2 separate regions of the Homo sapiens genome follow, and region 1 is linked to region 2. The links are chromatin loops, found by intact Hi-C in ENCODE. Cell type or tissue: sigmoid colon. All regions are shown on one strand. Region 1 holds the start of CCL13 (C-C motif chemokine ligand 13). Region 2 holds the start of CCL11 (C-C motif chemokine ligand 11).

Evidence for each region. Peaks named below come from ENCODE experiments on the same cell type or tissue, not always from the same donor. Only the 100,000 strongest peaks of a DNase experiment are listed, where the experiment ranks them.
Region 1: it touches region 2 in a loop (3-fold over the local background); 1 of 110 quality-filtered maps calls a loop at or near these places.

What each region holds. Positions count from the first base shown.
Region 1 is chr17:34,355,089-34,357,588 of GRCh38, forward strand. It overlaps CCL13 (C-C motif chemokine ligand 13), which reads left to right and starts at 1,392. Exons shown (of 3, transcript NM_005408.3): 1 at 1,392-1,514; 2 at 2,387-2,500. The coding sequence starts at 1,439. In sigmoid colon, no CTCF peak of the experiment used is centred here; a DNase peak (open chromatin) is centred at 1,270.
Region 2 is chr17:34,283,964-34,286,463 of GRCh38, forward strand. CCL11 (C-C motif chemokine ligand 11) reads left to right here and starts at 1,779. Exons shown (of 3, transcript NM_002986.3): 1 at 1,779-1,921. The coding sequence starts at 1,846. In sigmoid colon, no CTCF peak of the experiment used is centred here; no DNase peak of the experiment used is centred here; H3K4me3 peaks cover 793 bases.

The sequences.
Region 1 (2,500 bases), 71 kb after region 2:
CTGGGACAGAGTCCTACTCTGTCACTCAGACTGGGGTGCAGTGGTGCAATCTTGGCTCACTGTAACCTCGGCCTCCCAGGTTCAAGCAATTCTCCTGCCTCAGCCTCCCAAGTAGCTGGGATTACAGGCATGTGCCACCATGCCTGGGTAATTTTTGTATTTTTTTTAGTAAAGACAGGGTTTTACCATGTTGTCCAGGCTGCTCTAGAACTCTTGACCTCAAGTGATCCCCCCGCCTCAGCCCCTTTTTTCTTTTTTTTTTCATTTTCAGTTCAGGAGAGTTTTAGCTTAATTATAGGCTACAGAACCAGCTTTGGGCTTCATCTATCCTTTCTAATATTTACTGTTTCCTATTTCTCTAATCCTAGCTCTTTATTTCTTCCCTTTACTTTCACTGGGCTTATTTTGCTATAGTGGAATGCAGAGGGATGAGTATTCCAGGAAGGCACAAAAACTGTGCCAAGTCTTGGAGCTAGGGATGAGTGGGAAAGGGACATGTTCAACCATTTTAAGCCATTCCCTCCCCACCTCCCAGCTCCCAGATATGTGCCCCTCGCAGGAGGAGCCCAGGAATGGGCCAAACACCTCACTTCTTTGCTCTGAGGGCCACCCCAGCCCTCCCATCAACAGCTCTAGAAACCCAATGGTCCTTCCTGGAAACACGGGGCCTGCATCAATCAGAGGTGTTTGAACCATGTCCCTCTGGGCCTGAGGGGCAGAAGGGGACACAATATGTAATGTAAGGAGCCCCTGTCATCAGAAATCTGACTTAATCTGTTTCAGATATTAGACTTCCACATAAAAGTTGACTTGGAAAAAGACTTCTGCTGCTAAACAAAAGTTGAAACTGCCTTGGTGATAAAATATAAGCAGACCAGCTTTCTCTTCTAGCTTTCCCTCTCATTTCCCATAAGATTTTGGTCAAGTTATTTAATCTCTCTGCATCCGTTTCCTCTTCTATGAAATGGGCATGATAATAATGGTATGTACCTCCTCAAACTAAATATATAACGTGAACAGAGTCCTTAGCACAGCACTCTTTCTCTACAGGAGTTAATTTTCATTGTTTTTCTCTTTCCTGTTGGAGAAAGTAAGAAGAAAACAGCTCCTTTATGGCTTCCCATGGTGAATGGCTGGGGCGCGTCTGTGTCCCTTTCTCCTCTCTGGCTCCTTGTGGCCTGAACAGCCAGAAGGAAGCCATGCCATGCTGTTTCAGCCCTCAGCTTCCCTCTTGCATTTCCTAGAAAAGTCTTTGGTGCCCAGCTCCAGCTCAGCAGATTCAGGATCCCCCTTCATCATGACTTGGTCAACGCCCTGCTCAGGCCAAGGTCCTCTGAGAGTTCCAAGCTTCTCCACTCCCTATAAAAGGCCGGCGGAACAGCCAGAGGAGCAGAGAGGCAAAGAAACATTGTGAAATCTCCAACTCTTAACCTTCAACATGAAAGTCTCTGCAGTGCTTCTGTGCCTGCTGCTCATGACAGCAGCTTTCAACCCCCAGGGACTTGCTCAGCCAGGTAAGTCACCTCCCTTCGACTCTCCCTCTCTTTCCCTCTGTTTCTCTATTCAAGGAAGACCTAAGCCCGAGTGCTCCTCCACTTTTTTTTTAGATTGAGTCTCATTATGTTGCCCAGGCTGAAGTGCAGGGGTGCGATCTTGGCTCATTGCAACCTTCACCTCCCAGGTTCAAGCGATTCTCTTGCCTCAGCCTTCTGAGTAGCTGTGATTACAGGCACCCGCCATCACGTGCAGCTAATTTTTGTATTTTTAGTAGAGAAGGGGTTTCACTATGTTGGCCAGGCTGGTCTCAAACTCTTGACCTCAAGTGATCCTCCCGTCTCGGCCTCCCAAAGTGCTGGGATTACAGGCGTGAGCCACCAGGCCCAGCCAAGTGCCCCACTTCTAAGCCCACCAGAATAGTAAGGCTCCTCAGAGGTTCACTTTAACATCTAATTTTAAAGATAGAAAGCTGAAGCCCATGTTGGAGGCAGAAGGGACCCTAGCCATCCACCTCCAGGTTATTGCAGAGCAAGAATGAAACCTAAGCTTCTGACTCCAGATTTAGGGCCTTTTCTTTGACCTCATCTGATCGTCCCAAACTCTGCAGATCTGGGACCACACCCAGGACCTTTCCCACTGGCCTTGCCCGTGGCCTCCCCTAGATGGCTGTGACATGTCTCCACCATGCAGCTGAGCCTTTGAGATCCTGAGGCACATGTCACAGGTCCCACCTCACCTCAGGGTCTAGGGTGGGAGTGCTGGGCTTGGGGGTGAGTAAGATCTATTTCTTCCTCTTTGCTTTGCATCCCATACAGATGCTCCCTGCTGTATTCAAGCTGAGAAAAGCCTAACACATCCTCAAAGTCTTTTTCTTTGTAACTATTTCTAGATGCACTCAACGTCCCATCTACTTGCTGCTTCACATTTAGCAGTAAGAAGATCTCCTTGCAGAGGCTGAAGAGCTATGTGATCACCACCAGCAGGTGTCCCCAGAAGGCTGTCA
Region 2 (2,500 bases):
CAAGCAATTCTCATGCCTCAGCTTCCTGAGTAGCTGAGACTACAAACACCATCCACCATGGCTGGCTAATTTTTTGTATTTTTAGTAAAGACAGGTTTTCACCATGTTGGCCAGGCTGGTCTTGAACTCCTGACCTCAAGTGATCTGCCTGCCTCAGTCTCCCAAAGTGCTGGGATTACAAGTGTGAGCCACTGTACCCGGCCCTATTTCCTAATAATAAAAAACAGTAACTTCTACTCACTGAGTACCTACAGTGATTTAGTCATTCTTCTAAGCAGTTTAGATACATGAACTCATTTAATTCACACGACAATTCCCTAAAGTACACATGATTAGTATCCTGCTCTTACCCTAGCAGAGAGTGGTTAAGTAAGTTGTCCATGGTATCACAGCTAGTCAGTCACAGAGCCATCATCCAAATGCAGATATCCTGAATTCAGGTTCTACATTAGACTAACCCACCAGGAATGGAGCAGGAAAGAACAGGGAAGACTCCACATTTTTGGCCTCTATTTGGTAATTATAGTTAACTTTTTAGGTAATTATAGACCAATTATCCTAGATGGGCACTTAGAGACTTTGCAGGACAGCAAGAGCTGTCTCTAATCCTGTGCCCATGACAGACATCACCAGTCAACCACAACACAGTATTTAACTAACGCAAGTCAACTCCTCAGAATCTTTAACATTCTTGTTTGTGCTACTGTACCAATCAATCAATTTGATATGAGAGTGTGCAGGAAAAAACAGGAAACAGGTTTGCAGTACCTCCACACCAGTATTCAATGCTGTAATCCGCTGCAGTGACTCCATTAAAGACTTTGCCTCCCTTATACCCTCTCCAACTAGGGTGCCTAGTGTTATGAACAAAGGGATATGTATAGGTTCTTGTGTTGCCTCTCTCTTTGATATTTTTAGCCATCAGATACCTTGTCTGCAATGTGTGCTCAGAGAGTGAGGGGGGAACTAGATGATTGATTTTCCAAATGTGTTCCCTAAATGTGTTCCCTGGGGAATAAGGGCACGAGAGGCTGCCTATTCTATTTCAAACAAATCCCCTTCACTACAGTGTATTTGATGAGTTGGGGTTTGTTTTAATTCCATTTGGAAAAGGGCTTTAGCAGCTAAGCAAATGGTTTTAAAGTGCCTCAGAAGTCAAGATTAATAGAAACTATCCAGTTCTGATGTCCTATCATGCTAAAATTTCAGGGACTAAGATTCTGTGATCATTACATTGAAACACAGCAGCAAAGCTGTGGTGTGTTGTCCTTCCTGGTTCAGAGATGCAACTATGTGCAGGGCTGCTGAGCTCTCTCTGCATCTGGGTGGGAGCCTAATGGAAGTTTTGGGGCTCCTTCCTGGTCTCCAAAATCCTCAAGACCACCATGTGAACACAGGAATCAAGGAAGGTTCTTAGATCGACTCATCCCCCAGGCCTTTGGTTTCCTTGCTCCTTTCCCCAACTACAGGTGTTTCATTTCAACTCATCCCCTAGGGCCTTGGTTTTCTTGCTCTCTTCCCCCACTACAGATGTTTAACTTCATTTCATAACCACATATTCCCCTCCTTTTCCAAGGCAAGATCCAGATGGATTAAAAAATGTACCAAGTCCCTCCTACTAGCTTGCCTCTCTTCTGTTCTGCTTGACTTCCTAGGATCTGGAATCTGGTCAGCAATCAGGAATCCCTTCATCGTGACCCCCGCATGGGCAAAGGCTTCCCTGGAATCTCCCACACTGTCTGCTCCCTATAAAAGGCAGGCAGATGGGCCAGAGGAGCAGAGAGGCTGAGACCAACCCAGAAACCACCACCTCTCACGCCAAAGCTCACACCTTCAGCCTCCAACATGAAGGTCTCCGCAGCACTTCTGTGGCTGCTGCTCATAGCAGCTGCCTTCAGCCCCCAGGGGCTCGCTGGGCCAGGTAAGCCCCCCAACTCCTTACAGGAAAGGTAAGGTAACCACCTCCAGAGCTACTAGGTCAGCAAGAATCTTTACAGACTCACTGCAAATTCTCCATTTGAAAAATAGGGAAACAGGTTTTGTGGGTGGACAAGAAATGCCTCAACCTCACATCCAGTCACTGGAAGAGCCAGAACTAGAAAGCTCCCGAGTCTTTTCCCCACATTCAAGAGGGTTGCTGGGTGCATCCATACCCAGCTATCCTTACAGTGTTTGGGAATGGGGAATGGCTCTGTCTTACTGTGGGCATGGTGGGCATTTTTGGCAGTGGGAGAGAAGGAAAATCTGTTGATTAGAAGCTCAGTATGTTAATTCGACTCCAGGACAGCTTTCAGAGACAGTGGCTAAGAGAAGAACGAGGTCCCAGGGGGATCTCTTGAGGTGACTTATTTTGACACTCTTTGGGAAAGTTATCTAGGAGATTTGTTCCATAACTCATTTTCCCATACTCTGGTGACAAATTTACTGAGTGTATCGGTCCCACTGAGCCAGTGCATAGCATGGTAACAAACAGTTCTAAATTATCAATGACTTAACAGAA